Linked DNA regions of Homo sapiens: region 1 is linked to region 2. Evidence: chromatin contacts called from ENCODE Hi-C or POLR2A ChIA-PET data. All regions are on one chromosome and are shown on one strand. Each heading gives the region's core, a stretch centred on a gene start or an enhancer-like site at or near the end of the contact. The rest is flanking DNA. Distances are from core to core; before and after follow the strand shown. Region 1 holds the start of LINC02336 (long intergenic non-protein coding RNA 2336). Region 2 has its middle 15 kb from the start of LINC01040.

The links. A loop is a pair of places that touch in the nucleus more often than their neighbours do. ChIA-PET counts read pairs that join two places held with the same protein, here RNA polymerase II (POLR2A). Pooled maps may share reads with other maps.
Region 1: a map of endothelial cell of umbilical vein shows a loop between it and region 2 (5-fold over the local background). The contact joins the promoter of LINC02336 here to the enhancer-like site in region 2. A Hi-C loop is called at or near these places in 2 of 168 maps with a recorded cell type or tissue (Caco-2 and endothelial cell of umbilical vein) and 2 of 50 pooled maps. POLR2A ChIA-PET finds 5 or more read pairs at or near these places in 1 of 52 experiments (PC-9).

The regions. Positions count from the first base shown.
Region 1 is chr13:89,549,260-89,554,941 of GRCh38, reverse strand. It overlaps LINC02336 (long intergenic non-protein coding RNA 2336), which reads right to left and starts at 4,157. Exons shown (of 7, transcript XR_931635.2): 1 at 3,970-4,157; 2 at 3,665-3,845; 3 at 3,226-3,383; 4 at 1,972-2,837. LINC00353 (long intergenic non-protein coding RNA 353) reads left to right here. Exons shown (of 4, transcript NR_046991.1): 2 at 1,147-1,211; 3 at 3,652-3,741. RefSeq lists a silencer at 3,633-3,927 and an enhancer at 3,035-4,234.
Region 2 is chr13:89,512,210-89,518,111 of GRCh38, reverse strand. No RefSeq gene overlaps it. Among named protein-coding and RNA genes, the nearest start is that of LINC01040, 15 kb to the right of the region's middle. Within about 2 kb of position 3,316, at least 6 of the 41 ENCODE cell types and tissues checked have a DNase peak (open chromatin) inside an H3K27ac peak, as active enhancers do; they include PC-9 and endothelial cell of umbilical vein, where a contact is called at or near this core.

The DNA.
Region 1 (5,682 bases), core at 2,908-5,407, 36 kb before region 2:
CCTAAGCACTCAGCTTCTTTCAAAGGCCCTGACAAGCCAAATAAACCAGTTATTCCTCATGCAGGAGAATGTGTGAGCATGGCTTTTGTTCTTTCAATTGCAAGAGATACGTGGAAAAAAAGATTTCTTGAGAGATTTGTGAGGTGCAGGTTTTATTTGATAATCAGACACCACTTTAACTGAATGGAAAAGAAATGTACAGCACTTTCTATCGTTTATGCAATCTTTTTGCCCTCTTTATCCCAAAATGAGCAGTAAAATTAATTGAGGAATTCATAAAGTTAATTAAGAAGTTCATAAAGATGGCATGGCAAAGGCTTTTGACTTCAGTTGTTTTCAATTCTGGAGTAATGAATAATTCTAATGTACTCAAATATTTTTTAACTGGTGATAATTATTAGTATTTATTTGTGTTCTAAAAGTTGGTTTATTTTCACGTTTGTTGGTAGGTTTAAAAGGGCACGCATTTGTCAGTGATCACATTTTACAGAGTGCCGAGGACCAGGCTATATAATTTGGTTTATTGAAAGCCAGCAGGACACCGTGTAATTTTAGAAGCTCAATGTGCTATTGTTGATGACTATTATGATGATGGTTGATGTATTTTTTTTATTATCTGTACAACACTAATAATATCTTATTGCTTTAATTTTTCAATGCAACAAAATAAATGTTAACAGACAGCCATATGGAATACATTATATTATGTACAATATGTGCAAAAACATTTACAAAGTATCTTTTTTTGGAGACGGAGTCTTGCTCTGTCCCTTAGGCTGGAGTGCAGTGGCGCGATCTCAGCTCACTGCAAGCTCCACCTCCCGGGTCCACGCCATTCTCCTGCCTCAGCCTCCCGAGTAGCTGGGACTACAGGTGCCCGCCAACACGCCCGGCTAATTTTTTATATTTTTAGTAGAGATGGGGTTTCACCGTGTTAGCCAGGATGGTCTCGATCTCCTGACCTCGTGATCCGCCCGTCTCGGCCTCCCAAAGTGCTGGGATTACAGGCATGAGCCACCGTGCCCGGCCTACAAAGTATCTTAAAAATTAAAAATAACAAAATAATACATAGATCTAACAACATACTGAAAAAACAAATATACTCTCAAGGCATGAACTTTATTGTTTTTGCTATTTTTATTATAGAGTATCTGTCTCTTGGCTTCCTGAGAATCTGTCGTGATTAAATAGTGAATGAAAGAAACTGAATGGTATGTAATTGGCTTTTTCAAATAAAGCTAATTAGAAGTAAAGTAGCCACGTAGCAATGGATGAACATTGTAATTAAAAAGAATTGCACAGATAATCTTATGAAAATTGCAGAGATAAGGGTAGATATTTATTGTTGATGAAATAATAAGCCAGGGCTGAATTTCAGTTTTTGAGTCTCATAAGAGTAATATAGTTCTAAACAAAATATTTCTCTTTTAGCATTTTAAAAGTTATTATGCAAATATACATATAAATAATATTAATTAAATTATTTATAATTATTAGTAATTTGCTTTATTGAGTAGGTGTACAAAATGATTTTCATCAATTAAAAAAGCATGCAAGGAATTGATTTTTCAAAACAACTAAAATTCTACTCAAGCTAATAGCTTCCATTTAATACCATGAATACCTAGAAATATTTTCTCCTCAGCTTTTTGACTCTGCATGACAGATAGCTTTGTCAATTTAACTTTTTCGACACACATTTTCGATGTCGTGACACTACTCTCTGAGGGCTAAACTATGTGGAGATAAGTTATTTTAGAATATTTAAAAGATACCTTAAAATCACAATATTGCCTTTTTAAAATAGTTTATTGAAGGCATCTTAAAAATGATAAGGCACTAAATTTGCATTGTATTTTAGCCTAAGTATTAGCTTTAGAAAGTTCTTGGGCTAGGAGGCTGATCACCTCACACATCCTGGAAATATTTAATTAGCTCCTCTCCACCACACCCCTAAGAGCAATTCCTTACCATTCTAAATGCACAGATGCAACTTGGAAATGCACAAGAAGAAAAGATAGGGCATAAAGGCTTCTTTGCTGGGCACCTCTAACATGAGGATCTCAAGTGCCAAGGGCCTAGTTTTGATAATATGGGAAGAAATAGAAGAGAGTAAGTGTATTTCATCTCTAGACACCTCTTGCTCACTGTTGCCGGGAAATGTTACAGACTTTGCATCATTTGTCTGTATGTGTCATTTCATTCATTTTAAAACTCCCTTTAACAGATCTAATTTTTTTAATTGAGAGGTAAAAAGTGGATATATTTTCAGTGTACTTATCTGATTTTTTAAAACGTGTAAACATGACTATCAATAATGTAGTAAACATTGACTCTTTTCTTCTTATATATTCATATACCTAATACTTCCTAGTAATGTTCTAGTTCAGTTTTTAACTTTTTCTCTTATTATTTTGTCTTTTGTTGATACTTTATACTTTCATATTACTTTATCTATTAAAATATATTTAAAATTTATTCATTTAAAAATCGTATTATATAATTTAAGCACAATATAATATTTAACAAAGTAATAAAATTGATTCATAATAATTATCTTATCAAATTTAAAGAAAGAGGCTATATATAAGAAAACAGTACATATTCTATATGAGAAAGGCAGGGCTTGCTCTTGCTCAAGGCCTGTTTCTAGGCCATGAGACATCTTTCTATAAATTAGAAAAATGGTTCTTTTTATGGATGGATCCAGCTCTGCAACTAGAAATCTTAATGAATAGATAGCGCTTTATGTGCAGGAAAATGGTACTGGATGCATGACTTGAAGTACAGCACACAAGCTTCATTCCATCTCCTTTACTCCCCTTGGTCAGGAACCTCTGTGTAATGCAAAATTCATACATATATATGATCATATTGCTTGTAGCACTCCTTCTAACCTCTCTATAGCACAAAATTAGTTTAATTTAAAAGTAAAAGTTAGAAATAATGTCACAAAATTACTTCAACTGCAAGACATATTAGTTTGTCAGGCCAAAATTTCTACCCATATCCAACTATCCAACTATACATATTAATTCCTGCAACTTGCCTTTGCAAATGCAAAATAACTATGCTTCTTTCCATGGCAACCCCTCTGAACTGAGACAACAATCTCTTTATATCTCATTTACTAAATGTCCTTTAAAATATGTAGAAGCACATAAGCTTTCTGTAAAAACCTTAGCACAAAACGAAATAGAAAGTAGAATGTGTTCACGAACTTACTTCTCGTTATCAGCCCGAATTTAGTCTATGGAAGCCAACAGGTATTTGAACTTTCTTAGTGCAACTCTCAGAGAAACAACACAAGAGTGTGACATAATGGGCACTAGAATCACATTTCCAACAATTTTGTAAGTTTCCTATTCTCCTGGGTACGTCCCCTTAAACAAACAAAAAGTATTTAATTCACTTCCATCCAAACAAATTAAGAAAACAAGTTTCCTCTGGACTTTGCCTCATTTTGTTCTACAAATCTCTTCCAAAATTAAAACCTCTTATGACAGATATATACCCCCTTATTTTACATGGTATTACTCTTGGAATTCTATCTATAACCCTCATGATAGATGTATTACATTCCTCTCAAACTACTTGCATTTCCCTCAACTTTTGATGTTATCTCAATGAATTCTTTTCTTGCTATTCTAGGAATTTTCTGTACCATTGTGCCCAGAATTGGTTCCTTCCGGTGGGTTCTTTGTCTCGCTGACTTCAAGAATGAAGCTGTGGATCCTCGTGGTGAGTGTTACAGTTCTTAGAGATGGTGTGTCTGGAGTTTGTTCCTTCAGACGTTCAGATGTGTCCAGAGTTCCTTCCTTTGGGTGTGTTCATGGTCTTGCTGACTTCAGGAATGAAACCACAGACCTTCACAGTGAGTGTTACAGCTCTTAAAGGTGGCATGTCTGAAGTTGTTTGTTCCCCCCCTGGGTGGGTTCGTGGTCTGACTTCAGGAGTGAAGCTGCATACCTTCACAGTGAGTGTTACAGCTCATAAAGGTAGTACAGATCCAAAGAGGGAGCAAAATGTACTGTGAAGAGTGAAAGAACAAAGCTTCCACAGCGTGGAAGGGGACCGGAGTGGGTTGCCACTCCTGGCTCTGGTGGCCAGCTTTTATTCCCTTATTTGGCCCTGCCCACATCCTGCTGATTGGTCCATTTTACAGAGTGCTGATTGGTCCATTTCACAGAGTGCTGATTGGTTCATTTTACAGAGTGCTGATTGTTGAGTTTACAATCCTTTAGCTAGACACAGAGCACTGATTGGTGTGTTTTTACAGAGTGCTGACTGCTGCATTTACAATCCTCTAGCTAGACAGAAAAGTCTGGAAGTCCCCACTCGACCCAGGAAGTCCAGCTGGCTTCACCTCTCACCATTTCTCATTTCTCCATTGAAATATTTCAAAATGCCCTGTCCTGTAGCTGCCTGTGAGGTTGTAAACATCAATTCAATAACATTTATAAAGAACTTACAATGTAGAGGCCTTATGCCAAAGTGTCTTTCATATTTAACAACCCAGGCAACAACAGCAACATCATCAAGAATAAATATTATCATTTACTCTTAATCCTTTCTAGGTAATGCCCCACTTCTTTTGATCATGCCTGACATATAGAAAAAAAAAATGTGACTCTCTAAATTCCAATTCTTTTCTGCTCTCAGTGCTATATGTACAACCCAGCTAATCTCCAAAGTTTATATCCAAAGTTCACATTTCATTCTTTATTTGCTTCGATCACTTAGAATTTTGATAATAACATTCTCTTATGAAATGCTTTTCTTTGTTGCCATGACACTAGTCTCTCTGAGTCTTCTTTATATGATGAAACTTTACTACCCATGATCCAACAGACTAATTTTCCTTTACTTACGTTTAAATCATTTTTGCACTAGGTTATTTCTTAAACCCTCTTGCCTCTTCATATTCGTGTTCTCTTCTTGTGTACTCCAAAAAGAATGTCAATAATCATGAGCACAGAGAAAACCCTGTTTTCTCTCTTTGCACATTTCAAAAAGAGTAAGAACAATCAGGCATGCTATAGTAATTTTGTGTTTATTGGTTAATATTTGAAGTGTTTAATAAGAATTATTTAAAATGGTTACTCCCATCGGTATGTCTTTATGGTTATCTATAGGAATTATACTAACCATGAAGGTTTTATACAAGGATACAATTCTCTACTTTTTAATGAGTTCTTGTCTTTCCTAACAGTTGTATTGGCAGTGATTAATTTTAGTTTATTTCCCATATTAAATATAGATTGTGCATTTCAAAAGAGAAATGCTTAGTATCTCAAATGTTGGCCACTCACCCTTAGGTACTCATTTATTTTCTGCTTCTGCAGATTACTGAATTGGCTAATTACTTCAAAGCACTATGTCAAGAATTCATTTCTGTTAAATGCTGATAATGTCTGAGTAGCAATAAGCGTTTATCTACAAGATGTTTTTGTAGAATCAAAATGCCCTATATGTGTCATTTCATAACAAATAAAAGAAAAAAAATAAAATCCCAAAGCTCTTAGTGATAGTATAAGTTCCTCTGTCTACAGTGGCCTTGATTATGACAGCATGGATTAACAATCACCAAAGCCAGATATAAATTATAATTGATGAAATAAAGACAGCTGGTTCATGAATATAAGAACATAAGAGTTGGGCATTGACTGATTGGAGTGACAT
Region 2 (5,902 bases), core at 2,067-4,566:
CTAACCTTTCCAATCACTCCTACGGATAATATTACTATTGTAAAATCTAAGATAGGTGTTTGAGATTTTTTTAATACCCTACATTCTGGTGGATCAGCTGGCACCACCCAGATAAGTAAAGTGGCTCCGCTCATTCTACAATCCCACTCAGGAAATAAGACCACAGAAAGAAAAACCTACTTTGACTCCTATGATTTCATCCCCCACCTGGCCAATCAGCCTTCCACACTCAGTAGCCCCCTGCCCACCAAATTATCCTTAAAAATCCCTAGTCTCCAAATTTTGGGGGAGACTGATTTGAGTTATAAAACTCTGCTTTTCTGTCTAGCTGGCTCTGCTTTTATTAAGCTCTTTCTCTATTGTGATAACACTGTTAGTAACTTGGCTCTATCTGTGCAGTGGGCAAGAAGAATCCATTGGGCAGTTACAACTCTAGGAGACAATCCATTTCCTTGTTTTGCCCATTTTTGAAGGCTGTCCTCATTCCTTCCTTCTGGCCATCAGACGGCCTTTTTTTCCCCCTCTCTTTCCTTCCATCATTCATTGTTTTCTTTCTCTGCCTCTTTCTCTGCTATCTCCTTATAAAGCCACTGTGATTACATGGAGCCACTTGGATAATCTGACTCATCTGCCTTTCCCAAGATCCTTAACTTAATTACATCTGCAAAGTCCCTTTGCCTTATAAGATGACATATTTACAGATTCTGGATATTAGGATTGTGATATTGTGGGAGTGAAGAATATGTTATTCAGTCTACCATATTATATTTCAAATGTGACGTATTCCTTAAGAGATATAATTGCATAAGTTATGAGCCACAGAACATGGCTTTTCGACTACATTCATTAGTTCCACTATAGAATTAAGAACTGACACTTCTCTTAAAAAAATATTTCTTAGGATTGCAACTGCAATGAAACAGTAGACAATTCTAGAGCCCAAGTAATCACAATATTAAATTAATGCTAAAAATTTTAGGTGAATTTGAAAAAAATGAACATGATTAACATAGATCATTTTAAATTATTGATATGTAAAATAGCATCACACCTTTCCTTTTGTGAAAATAGAAAGTTTAATCAAATGTTGTAGCTCATCTTTCAAGAGTCTCCAGTGTCATCACTGAAGAAGTGCGGGAGATTCAGTTCCACTGGAGAATTTTGAGAGCGCTAATATTATTCAGTATAAAGAATCCTTTTTTTCCTATGCTTTCTATTTGTGTTCTTTTTATTGTTTGGCTATTTTGTAAAAAATAAAAATAGAATGCAAAAAAATGCACTCATTTCTGATGGGAAACTATTTAGAACTCTAATTAATGCAGGATCTTTTTTTTTTTTTTTTTTTTTTTTTTTTTTTTTTTTGTGACAGAGTGAGACTCTGTCACCTAGGTTGGAGTGCAGTGGTGTGATCTCAGCTCACTGCAACCTCTGCCTCCTGAGTTCAAGCAATTCTCTTGATTCAGCCTCCCAAGTAGCTGGGATTACAGATGTGCACCACCACGCCCAGATAATTTTTTTTTGTATTTTAAGTAGAGATGGGGTTTCACCATGTTGACAAGGCTGGTCTTGAACTCCTGATTTCAGGTGATCCACCTGCCTTGGCTTCCCAAAGTACTGGGATTATGGTGTTAGCCACCTCACCTGGTCTAATTAATACAGGATTTGATGTGAGTATACCAAATACCCCCCATCATCTGTTAACAAATTAATGAAAACAAGACATGACCATTGAAAGGATTCCAAGCAATATAACAGAAGAATGCTGGAGGCATTTTAGTATTTTACATTAACTGTAACTTCAAAACACATCTTAAATGGAGACGTATTTAAGGTGGACTGAAATTCCCTTAAGGGATTAAAATGTGATAATAACCTGAAAATTTTTTAACAAAGTTATTAAAATTAAATAATTCAATCACTTAATTTAGTTAAATAATTTAATCATTTAATTTACTTAAATAATTTAATTATTTAAAATAATTAAAATAAACCATTACTACTTTTTCTAGTTATTTAAATAAATGCTTAAATAACTTATTTTATTTATTTATTTTTCCTGATTAGCAGTATGAGGTTTAAGGAAATCTTTTCTCACCTTGGCCAAAAATCATTGAATCCCAATACTGGTATTAGTCTAAAAATTGTATACTTGTGAATTTAATCTTATTTGAAAGTATTACCATTAGATTTGAAAGTATTATTAAAATGCCAAGGCAATGACATATTTTATATAATAAAATATTTGATAAGCTATGTGGTAATAATTTCACTAAAGTGGATGTGATATCTTTTCCTCATGTTGTTGTTGTCCTTTCCAGGAAAAAAATAATAGACTCCATAGATTTTATAAAATTGCTTATATAATTTAGGAAAAAGAAGATTCTCTCTACAAAATCAATATATTCAGACCAAGAATTCACTCTTAAATTCATACACACTATCAATCTTTAAATCTTGTTCATGTCACCTCCAAATTATAGCTCTGGGGGAATCGCTACCTTTCAGTTTTAACCATTTTAGAAAAGTCACAATCATTCTTGTTTAGGTGAATACATTGGGCTAGCTTCTCCGCTTTCTTCTCCACCCTCTCCACTGAGCAGATAGAGAAATCTTATTTAAAAATGAAATTATGCGATTTTTCAGCTTAAATTAACGGTTTTTCATTACACTTAGAAAGAAATTAAAACCTTTTCATAATGGTTACCTTTAGGTGTCAGCTTGACTGGGCCAAGGGATAACCATATGGATGGTAATACATTATTTCTGTGTGTGTCTGTGAGGGTATTTCTGGAAGAGATTAGCGTTTGAATAGGTGGAAAGAGCAAAGAGGATTATTTCCACCAATGTGAGTGCACTATCCAATCCACTGAGGCCCAAATAGGACAAAAAGTGAAGGAGAAGCAAATCCACCCTCTGCCTGAGCTGAAACATGCCTCTTCTCTCAGGCCTTTGGGTTCCAGTGAATTACACCACTGGCTTTTCTGGTTCTCCAGCTGGCAGAAGGCAGATTATGATTGTGGAACTCTCGGCCTCTTAATCGTGTGTGCCAGTTACTATAATAAGCCTCCTCTTATATATATCTGTAGATATCCTTTTTGTTCCGTTTCTCTGAAGAACCCTGACTAATATATTTTTACCATGACCTATAAATAATTGCAGGATCTAACCCAATTCAGTGATTTCATTGCTTAGATCATCCACACTCATTCACTCTTTTGTAATCACAATGACCTTTGGCAGTTCCTAGAACAAACATGCCACATTCTTCACATTTCAAAGCCTTTGCATTTATTATTCACTCTCTGCCAAACATTTTTCCACTGCCACCTGGCATGGCTGGCCCCTAGCATCCTGCAAGTTTCAGATGAAACATCATCCCTCCTGGAAGACCATCCTTTTGGTTATTCTGTATCAGAGTCACAGCATTTCCCTCACAGCACTTAAATACCCCATATTTATTTAGAGTCTTTTTTTTTTTTTATGTTTCCTGCATGAGAGTGTAATTTGACTCTGGCAAGAATCTTGAGTATCCTGCTCATTGTGTTACTCAAAATGTGGAACAGGGAGTCTAATGATTAAATTATGCTGGATAAATAAGAGTGGAGGAATGTTAAATATTTTCTTTGCACTTTACAGTATATTTTATACTAGAAAATATATGTCTCTTTCATGTAAAAAGAAAGATGAGCTATTAGAAAAGAAACAATTTTAAAATATTTGGAATATAGGGCAGAGCTCTAGAGGCAGAGAAACAAAATCAGACAAAAATGAAAAGCAAATAAACACATTTCTCCTTTCCTATTTGGATTTAATAAATATATTCTTTCGCAAATATGACCTAGCACTGGTCGAAAATGATAATGCATTTCTTGCAATGTCAAAAGCTTTAATAAAACCTAAGTAGCAGATTTATGCAGATGTTAGATATGAATTAAATCACAAAAGTTCCCAAAAGGTTTACGATCATTATATCAGCATTTGTCATATTCTTTTTTGTGCTTTTTTCTTTGCTTGAATATAGAGTTTCATAATGCTTTGAATATATTTATTTGTCAGTCAATACATATTAGTTACAAAGGGAAAATTAGTTACATGCCATAGTTGAATATAAACCTGATTTCATTATTCCACTGTTGAATACTTTTCAATAAGTTGCCATTGAGTAATAAACTCCTAGGAAAGTATTTACCATCTTATAATAATTGGCCTCTTATTGTCTCTCAAAATACCTGATGCTGACTTATTTTTTTGTTTACCTTGAAAACATACCTTTTATTGTAGCCATTTTCCTTCATTGTATCCATCCGCAAGCTTTCTCCTCATGATTCAACATTTAGCAGATGTTTAACCTGCTTTGTACAACCTTGTAACTTCCCAGGTGAATTGGGCTTTCCTCTCTGAACTCTCAATTGCATTTTGAATTCTACTCTATTCCCATCATCCCAATGCTTTCTTATTTTTATATTTCTCTTCCTTACAATTCTTTAAGCTATCTGAAAACAAACACTTTTTTCTCATCCTAGCATAATACTTAGAAAACTGTGTGTTGCAGAAAGGTTTCAGTCTTGAAATACCAAATTGGCTTCAACTGAAAACTAGCTTCACTCCTAACAGAAAAGCTAGCAGAGCTAGGAAGTTGCAGTCCGAGGGGTGGGAATTCCCTTAATGCTTAATTGCACTTCCTTAATTTCAAATTCTAATTAGCTTTAGGAAGCCTTTGTTGTTTCGATATTTCCCTTCTCATAATTTTTAATGTATCTGTAATTCCAAGAATAATAATAGGGCAGATCAGTTCTTGATGGGGACTCCTCACATACTGACAGCCTTGTGCCCTCAGAGAGCTCCTCAGACCCTGGCCATCCTGGGCTTAAAAACCCTCATGCTTTCTGTTTCGCTCTAAATCCTTTCAAATCTACTAACTGATTTTTATTTGGAGGCAGTAGTGATTCAGCTGAAAATGCACTATTTAGGATATAAGTTTTGCATCCCTGTTTAGTTTGAGAATTTATTCAATGGATGCCTTATCTTTGGATATAAATACTTAATTGAGATAGATTTTAGATACGTCCATTTTAAAATATTATGTCTATATCACAGATATCACAGGATTTTTTGTTGCCAATTTAATAAGTCAATAAATGTGAAGAATGCTGATGCAGCCATAGAACATTACGGGCAATAAATGCAAATTAGTCAAATGCAAAATTGTAAGATTGCTTACATGACATAGATGGAAAGTGTACCTCAAATTCTTAAGACTAAATGTTGTATCTGTAAAATTGTAAATAATAAGAATCATGTAAATTTCAAAATTAAAAAAATACTTTGAAGTCATTTTGTTTTCAAATTATATAGAAAATAGCAAGAAAATTGTAGTTAATTAGAAATGCCTTAGAGATATATAAATTGCACTGCTATGACAAAATGTATCATGGATTACTTATTTCTGAAAAAATATTCTTATGAAAAATATGCTTAATGAAACCATATAACAAAAAAAGATAATATTACTTTCCTCATGAATTATTCTTATAGGCATTTTCTCATAATCTAACAATTTAAGAACTATTCTATTTTTTTATTTTAATATGATTAATATTACATTCACTTTCAGATAATTACAATGTCCTAAATTTTATGAGAAGTATTTTTAAAAATTAATATGAAACAGAGGTTTAATTTTTTTGTTTTAATATAAATAATCTTAAAAGCAGTATGTTAGAGTTTTATTTTACCATTAGCTTTTCCATAACTCATGCTGCATATTCATTGGATTGCTTGCAAAAGAGACTACTTCTTTGTCAGGAATATATCTCTATGTTTTTCACTTAATTAAGAGGAAAAATTGTTTTCTCCTTGCAAAAATATACAAGACATTTAGAACGTTGCTGTTTATAGCATA